Regions from separate parts of the Homo sapiens genome. Here region 2 is linked to region 1. The links are chromatin contacts, found by Hi-C or POLR2A ChIA-PET in ENCODE. All regions are on one chromosome and are shown on one strand. Each heading gives the region's core, a stretch centred on a gene start or an enhancer-like site at or near the end of the contact. The rest is flanking DNA. Distances are from core to core; before and after follow the strand shown. Region 1 has its middle 53 kb from the start of TIPARP-AS1. Region 2 overlaps LINC00886 (long intergenic non-protein coding RNA 886).

The links. A loop is a pair of places that touch in the nucleus more often than their neighbours do. ChIA-PET counts read pairs that join two places held with the same protein, here RNA polymerase II (POLR2A). Pooled maps may share reads with other maps.
Region 2: a loop to region 1 is called in a map of mammary epithelial cell, with 3 times the contacts of the local background. The contact joins two enhancer-like sites. A Hi-C loop is called at or near these places in 1 of 168 maps with a recorded cell type or tissue (mammary epithelial cell) and 4 of 50 pooled maps. POLR2A ChIA-PET finds 5 or more read pairs at or near these places in 2 of 52 experiments (MCF 10A and activated CD4-positive, alpha-beta T cell).

The regions. Positions count from the first base shown.
Region 1 is chr3:156,726,444-156,730,892 of GRCh38, forward strand. No RefSeq gene overlaps it. Among named protein-coding and RNA genes, the nearest start is that of TIPARP-AS1, 53 kb to the left of the region's middle. Within about 2 kb of position 1,933, at least 3 of the 41 ENCODE cell types and tissues checked have a DNase peak (open chromatin) inside an H3K27ac peak, as active enhancers do; they include mammary epithelial cell, where a contact is called at or near this core.
Region 2 is chr3:156,785,911-156,790,318 of GRCh38, forward strand. The region is part of intron 1 of LINC00886 (long intergenic non-protein coding RNA 886); the gene reads right to left. Among named protein-coding and RNA genes, the nearest start is that of LINC00886, 29 kb to the right of the region's middle. RefSeq lists an enhancer at 2,445-2,514. Within about 2 kb of position 2,426, at least 5 of the 41 ENCODE cell types and tissues checked have a DNase peak (open chromatin) inside an H3K27ac peak, as active enhancers do; they include mammary epithelial cell, where a contact is called at or near this core.

The sequences.
Region 1 (4,449 bases), core at 683-3,182:
CATGGTCATCCAGACTTGAAGACAGAGGAGAAAGCAGCCATCCCTGCACTGTCTAAAGACAGCCTCCTTTGTCAGGTTCTTCTGACAAATGAGGTTCTTCTTCTAGTCAGACGTACCACCTCCAGGAAATTTATTCTTAGTAGCCTTTCATAGAGTTTTCTGCTATAATCTCAGTGAGCCCAGCCATCTAAGTGAACTTCTGACTTTGTGGAAGAATGTGGTGGGACTGGGTGATCCTGTGTAGGACAAACCAGCAGCACTTGGTTTAGGAGAACTCCAAGTCTGCCAAGTGGTTTCTTCTCAGGCTCAGGCTCTACAAGTAGAAACTTCCAAATATTAATATTTAACACTTAGCAAAAGGGCCTGATTGTCACACAGGACCCTCACTCTAAGGGCTGTACCAAGTTCTGACCCCTCTAGACCTGGGCACTTGAACAGCTGCCCTCTCCAAAGCTTGGAAGAAAAGACAATGTAGAATTGGGAGTGACCAGAGGCATTTTGGGGTTTGTTTGAATCACCTGATTTCTAAGATATAAGGACCAAAGTTGATCCAAAGGGTTGATACTTTTTCACTTAGTATATTTTCCCTAGCTCTTTTGTAAAATACCCTTCACAGAAAAATGAGCTACACATTTGGATTTAAGAAATGTACAAGACTCTGAAAAGAGGTAATGCTAGAATTCTGCCATAAGTAAGATTCCCCAATATATTTCCATGGAAGTTGTCAAATATCTATCTGCCTGCCTTGGATTTTCTATCCAGAAAATAAGAATTTTCCTACAATTAAGTTTCCTGAAGAAAGAGGAGGAGAGAAACACATACTTCCTAGCATGTGAAATGGGGAGCACTGTTAGATTCCCACTCATATGAACCACCAAGATTGTTTCTGAAACAAAATACCCTCTAATTGAGTTGCCCCTTACAAATGCTCATTTTGCCAAGACTGGCTTAGTCTTCACAATGTCTGCCCTTCAAATGATATCTCATAGCAACCTGTGTGTCGACTCAGTTTTCCAGGGCTGAGGGCACAATGGTAAGGATAGGGCTTTCTCTGTAGTTTCTAAATCTTCTGCATAACTGTTCAGTCCAGGACCTGTGGACAGCCAGCGTGGCTATAGCTATAGCCTAACCCTGAGGCAAAACTGTATTTTAAAACCCAGTGTGGGGTATCAAGTCAGGAGATCTGAGATTTTGTCCTAGCTGAGGGAGTGTGAACAAATCATCTGACCTCTATATATTTGTACTTTGTCTGTGGCATAGAGGCCATTCTATGAATGGCTATAAATAGGCTTGTGACTGACTGTCTCTGAAGAAATCACAGATGATCAGATCTTCTGTGATTTCTTCAGAGACAGTCAGTCACAAGCCTTTTTAAATGTCCTTTCTCACTGAGGTGGGTAAGAGGAGTGCAGGGTTCTCAGGGGTACCAACAAGGCAAGGCCCAGCTGTTATCCCCAGTGGCTAACATAATGTAGTCAAGGTTCATTCATCACTCATCTAGTACTTATTGAGTCCCTACTGACCTGAGCCATGCATGGGTCTAGGCCCTGGGGATAGAGCAGCCAAGAAAACATCATCATTTCCTGCCTTCAAGAAGCTTCATTTGCATATGGCACGAAAGGCTGGCCCACAGTCGTTCTGATACAGAGCTAGAGCCTTTAGAGAGCTAAGGGGCTAGCCCTCAACCAGTGCTTCATTTTTCATATGTATATTAATGTTTTCTCCCTGTCAAGCTTGCAAGATACCCCAAGAGTATGTGTTGTCCAGAGGCAGTAGAGCCACCCAGGGTGGGAGCAGATGAATGTGAGCCTAGCCTCAAGAGTAGCACTTGACCCTGTTGCTGAGACACTTGTTGTGCACCCCTGGACCAGCAGCTCCCACTTTGGCCCATTTCTTTGTTGACAAAGTAGGGATGATGCTATGTGCTTGTCTCCTAGGGATGCCTGTGAATCATTCACCAGTCACTATTGGAAAAGTCCATTTCAGACGTAAGGGCAAGTCAATGAAATGAGCTTTGCAACTTGCCTCCGCACAGCTAACTTGCTGCTAGCCTTTCAGGAGACCCACGTGTAAACACAGGACCGTGTAATTAACCTGATGTCAACACCAGCTGTACAAAGGCACAAGGCTAAGGGGAGTCAGGTGGCCCAGGAGAGAGACAATCAGCAAACTTTGGGAGAGAAAGAGCCCTTTTCTCTGGCTTTTTATTCACATCCCTTTAAGGGAGGAATGACCTACCAAATGTGTGTAAACAGTTTCCGGGACTGGTGAGTTTCATTCACACAGAAAGAACAGAAAGTTACCCTGGAAGGCATTTATTTTCTGAGAGGCCATGGGCAGCCAGCGGCTGTGGGCACTTATCCAGGTTCTTCAGGTGGAAGCCTGAATTGCCCCCAGCAAATAATTTGAGATGGTGGTGTCTGTTGTGCTAAGTAGGGCATGGAAGATGCACTGTGTTTGGTCCTGGCGGCTGCTGACAGAGTTGGGGGAGAGGTGGAATTTAATGGTTAAATTTCTATCCCCCATTTTTCCCAATGTTTTTCTTCACATGGGAAAAACCTAGATATTTTGATGAGATGATTTATAGTGAATAAAGCAACTTGAAAATTGAAGGAGTGAAAGAAAGCCATGTTGTTATTATAGCAACAAAAATTGTAAAAGTGAATTCAACATGAGGCTAAAACATAAAGAGCTTTGAAGAATGTCAGGGCAAGACGTGGCATTGCTAAGGACTTCTTGTTTCCACAGTTTAAAGGAAAACTTTTTAAATCAACTTGTTATCCCTCCTCCCCTCAGAAATAATGTAAAGCTTATCTTAAGAAAGGTAGAGCATCCTAGCAAAGGAGGAAATGTTTTGGGTTTAAGCTAATATAAATTAGGAGCCAGACCTCTTGCTTATCTGTGACTAGTAGCCAACTGTCCACCAACCCTTCCTGCCTTCATTCCTTTTCTTCTTTTTCTTCTTGTCCTTACTCCCTTCTCTCCCCCTCTTCTAATCAGGATTAACAGGTTTTAGTAGTTGAAGTAAAAATGGACACCTTTTTGACCTCTCTGTCCTCTAAGATGTTCAAAGTGCATCACATGCCTAGAGTGACTGAAAAGTAACAAGACAGAGTTCCAGATCTGGCTCTGGGAGATCAGTCCCATCACTTTGTGGTCACAGGGCACTGTTTGGGGGATTATCAGCGTCCAGAGAGGGAGTTGGGCAGGCAGGCAAGTGACCCGGCAGGAATGTGAGTATGTGGCAAGCAGTGCTCTGAGTTAGTTTCACAGTAAGCTGCCCTCATTGCCTTCACTATGGGAAAGCCATCCCTTTAGAGCACCTGGAAGGCACAGGGACATGGCAGAGGGACCAGGTGCTGCACAGCCTTCTCAGGACAAGGTGTCTGGCTGCAAGGTTTCCTGGCAAATTCCACACAGTAAGAACAAGACAACAAAACCAATCACTGCTGCCATGGACTTGAGCCCTTGTGCCTTCTTTCTCTCAATCCCAGACTTCCTGAGACTTCAGTGGGTGCCTCAGAACCTGCTGCAACATGCCATTCCTAACAGCACACTCCCCTCCAGAGGAGCCATCTTTTGCCCTGGATTCATAGAATAAGAACTAGATGATGATGAATCCTGACTTCAATTCTGAACAGTCAGCAGAGATGAACTCTGAACTACATTGGTGGTTGTGTGTTTTTTCCCTTCCTTTTCAAATTTTGTTTGTATGGGCTCTGGTCATTCTTTGTGAAACTGATCCATTTTTTATTCAACAGTTAACTTATGAACAAACAAACATTGGGAGCTGTAAGTTCTCACTGGGGTTGTTAGTATATTAGAGTGATGATTTAAGAGCAACGAGCCTTAGAAACGGCCAAACACAAGGACCACATGTCAGCTTGTCAACATGCTAACACCTGCGAGGTCTTTTGGGAATGGAGAAGTCACAAATGAATGTGCTTCATACTCTCAAATGGCAAACTTTTGACCCAGCACACCAGGCCCAGGATTTCAGCCTCACAGTGCTTTCTTCACTCCGACAGGAGCTTCTTGGACACGTAGGTTTCTGCACACGATGTGCAATGGCTAGAAGGACATGTTGGATGTGACTCTGCTGTGTGGTTTTTCCAGTATCACACTGTTCCTGTGCTCAGACCAGCAAGGTTCCTTTGCTTTTCGTGAAAACACATCTGTTGGACTTAACCTTCCAATACCACTGATAGCATGTTACCACAGCTGTTAGGAACTATCTGGCCCAGGCAGTGGACTTGTTTGTAGATACACCACACAGACCTATGGGACTGCATTGGGATGAATTTTGTACAGTTAGAACTTTGGGAAAAAGTCATTACTGCTTATCCATTTGTCAGGGATAAGTGCTGACTTACACGGGGTTTTCCTAGTGTATTTTTTTCCTTCCCCAAAAAGGTGGTATTATCTTTTAGAAGGTTTAAAAAATACTAA
Region 2 (4,408 bases), core at 1,176-3,675, 60 kb after region 1:
TATTTGATATTTATATTAAAAAATTAAAAACTTTTAGACAGTATTGTCCAAGGATGATTTTCCTTAAACAGATCACAACAGTGCAAAGGACTGCAAACTATTTAGACTAGCAGTACGGAATAGAAATATAATGTGAGTTCCAAATGCAAGCCACATTTGCAATTTTAAACTTTCTAGTAGTCACACTTTAAAAAGTAAAAAGAAACAGGTAAAATTAATTTTAATAATATATTTTATTTAAATCACTATATCCAAAATATTATCATTTCAACCTGCAAGCAATATCAAAGATTATTGAGTTATTCCACATTTTTTTTTTCATGCTAAGTCTTGGAAAGCCAGTGTACATTTTACATTCAATTCAGAAGGCTCCCTTCTTCATACTTGGTGGCCACATTGGCTCATGGCTGCCATACTGAACAGTGCACGTAGAGACTCAGGTGACTGAAAGAGGTGGACAAGGTTGATGAAGGCCGCAACGAAGTAGGAAGAAAGTGCAGCAGGTTTTGGCATGTGAGGAGACACTTCAGTGATCCAAAGTACAATGATGTTAGGTCAGGCCGCCAGCTCATATTGCCAAAATTGCAGCTTTGTAGATGATTATTAAGATGGGCCCAAGAAAACAGTATAACATTCAGCATTTCAGCAGAAGTCTTTTCCTATTTCCACAGTCACCTTTTCTTGGAAACAGACACGCACATGGGTGCACATGTAGGGGAAGATGTGATGCAGAGTGACTAAAGTTTCGCCTAGTAATTATAATAATTTTGTTCTTTTAACCACACCTCGAGCAAAGGATCTGTGAGGTGTTTATTTATTTATTTATTTATTTTTTGAGATGGAGTCTTGCTCTGTCGCCCGTTGCTGGAGTGCAACGGCGTGATCTCAGCTCACTGCAACCTCCGCCTCCTGGGTTCAAGCAATTCTCCTGCCTCAGCCTCCCGAGTAGCTGGGATTACAGGCGCCTGCCACCATGCCCGGCTAATTTTTGTATTTTTTAGTAGAGATGGGGTTTCACCATGGTGGTCAGGCTGGTCTCAAACTCCTCACCTCAGGTGATCCACCTGCCTCAGCCTCCCAGAGGGATCTGTGAGTTTTATTGTGTGGGGTTTAGGCAGTCTCTGGCCCCTTAGGAGAGAAAGGAGAAGTAGAGGTCCAGAGTTGCATTCCTCCATTTCACTGATAAAGGAAGGAGGCTACAGAGAGCCTGAGAGTATAGACTGCAAGACCAGACCATACCTTAAAAGAGCCCAGGAAATTCTGTTCCACACCCTGACCAAGCTTAACTCACAGATCCTGTAAGTGCTTTCTGAGGCCCCACAAAGGCTTATCCTGCTCTGTGCTGTGGCTTGCCTCTTCTGAGGCCAGACACATGGCACACTTAAAACACCTTCTGCTACCAGGCAGGGCAGTTGTGTTATCTTGAAACCCACTTTGTTGGGCCTCAGAAAGCACTTACAGGATCTGTGAGTTAAGCTTGGTCAGGGTGTGGAATTCCCTGGCCTTAAATTAAAAGCATTTATTTTAGACCGAATGGTAGATGTTTTAAACTTTAAAAGAAAAAAAAATATGAAGACCTATATACAACTTGAAGAAAACTGAGATACCATTTATGAGATACATCCAAATTATCAGAGAGTAGACTGGTGCGAGGTTCCACGTGAGTGGAAAAAATTTCTCCAACACCGTTACTCACCACCACTGTTACCAACACCATCACCAGCATTACTACTACCATAATTGTTACTATTATAGGCGGTCTTCCATATCCACAAGTGCCACATCCATGGTTTCAACCAACCACTGATGGAAAATATTTGAAAAATAAAAAATAACAATGCAACAATACAAGTAAAAAAATACAGTATAACAACTACTTACATAGCACTTACATTGTATTAGGCATTATAAGTAAACTAGAGATGATTTAAAGTATATGGGAGTATATGGGTCGATTATATGCAAACACTATATTATTTTACATAAGGGACTTGAGCATCGCAGATTTTGGTGTTGGGGAGGTGCTTCCTAGAACCAATTCCCTGTGGATACTGAGGGAAAATTGTACCACCATCATCACCACCACCAACATGCCTCTCCTTCCATTTATCTGCTCCATGTGGTTGGGAAAAGGACCTAGGAAAATAACATTTTGTGGGGAGCTTCTTTTGCACTTAGGGCTACATCTTCCCAGCAGGTTACAGGGTCATGGTGTGGTAGGAATTGGAAAGTGCAGCATCTGTAAACCAATCCACAACCCAAACAATTTTTTCCTATTCTATAATGATGAAAAGTCACTTGCTGAGCTACCATCGAACAGCAGAATAGAAAAGTCTAAGAAAGCAATTAACTAGCAGGGTGAAAATACAAGTCAGAGATGACTGCTGCTGAAACCCCATGGGGAGTAATGAGATAAGAATTCTTAGGACTTAATTCATAACAGAGACAGTCAGAGTGTGGAGGAGTGGATGGGTAGGCAATGACTCATGTTCCCTGCCCAGGGTACAACCTCAAAATAGTGAGACTGATCCTACAGGCATATATGAAAACCAGTCTCAGAACTGCACTCACTAGTCATGGATGATCTTTGTGCTGGTTAATTTCTAAGACTGCTTTTGTAACAGAGTGGTGCCCTGATCACAGCTAGTTTACAATCAGAAGCAGCTGAGGAGGCTGGTTCTTCAACATGTATGATCTTGAGCAAGCTTCCTAATTCTCTGAACCTGTGTCTTCATCTGCAAAATGAGAATAATTCAGTATAAATTAGAAAATGCATAGTTAATTACATAGAATCTTCAAAACATATTGGGAATGATGGTGATAATGTGGACCTTGTTTACTAGCAGAATGCTTGCCTTATCTCTATTCATCTCCTCTACATTCCTAGGAAATAGGTACTATTATTATCTCCATTTTACAAATGAGCAAGGTTACTAAAGCTCAGCAAGGTTAATGTCACATAGCTTGCAGAAAGATTTCTTCTACTATACAACTTGATCTCTTTAACATGTAAACTGTGTAATTTGCAATAGTTTGAAAATCAATGGAAGATGAAAATGATCCAAACCCCAAAAATAAATACATATGGGAAAAGTTACGATCTGGACCAACTGCATTCAAAGGAAATGCAGTTTTATTAGTTTCAAGGACATACAGTAACCAGAAAATGACTAACAAGTGCTGGCAGTTCGGGCCCAGACTTAGTAAATAGATAAAAATGATTAGCATATCTAAGAAGTTCTTGTCTTGCTTTCTATGATGGTTAATACTGACTGTCAACTTGATTGGATCGAAGGATGCAAAGTATTGATCCTAGATGTGTCTGTGAGGGTGTTGCCAAAGGAGATTAACATTTGGCAACAGTCAGTGGGCTGGGGAAGGCAGACCCACCATTAATCTGGTGGGCACAATCTAATCAGCTGCCACTGAATATAAAGCAGGCAGAAAAACGTGAAAATGCAAGACTGGCCTAGCCTTCTAGCCTGCATCTTTCTCCTGTGCTCGATGTTTCCTGCCCTCAAGCATGGGACTCCAAGTTCTTCAGTTTTAAGACTCGGACTGGCTCCCCTTGCTCCTCAAGCTTGCAGACAAGCCTATTGTGGGACTTCGTAATTGTGTAAGTTAATACTTACTAGACTACCCATTATATATATCCTATTAATTCTGTACCTCTAGGGAACCCTGACTAACATACCTTCATTTTGAATAGAGTGTTTTATAAATAAAAGAAAACTGAAGTGTTGGAAAACAAATTATTTTCTCTGGTAAGTAAATGTTTTTCAACTATTACTTAAAATGTTTATTTACTTATTAAGCATTTTTTTTACAGATAGCATAAAAGTACACTTCAATCCCTGCAGAAATAATAAAAAAATTAGAGATTAAAAATATCCAAATTGTTTTATTGTAAATGTTAAAATTTCTAACCAGCTTGTGTTTTAATTCTTTAAAATATAATGTTCTAAATAAATGTAAATTTCTAAAATGTTTTTCAAATCTCAGTTATCCAAACTTCACAAAAAAGATTTATTCTGGTATCAGCTATGTCCTTTGTTATTTTACAGAGTTTTTGAGAAATGCAATTTTTTTTGAAATTAAATACTTAGGTAATTTCTGAGTACTCTTTATAATAGAAAATGGAAAGACAGAGAAGAAAGTGTTCAGACTATAGGCTTTGACAACACTGGTGGTAAGTCTGCCCTCAGTCATGAACCCAAGACTTCCATTCACTTTGGTGTCCCAGACATGGCCCAACTTGGGTGTGGAATCTTTTAGCTATTGCTGTTAATCCATGTAAACTATCTCAGTGAAATGTGTTCTCTTTAAAAGTTAATCAATCATTGCAAAAGAACAATGAGTTTTTTTAAATTAGATATAGTGGGCCCAAACCATGCCAAATATTTTGTGG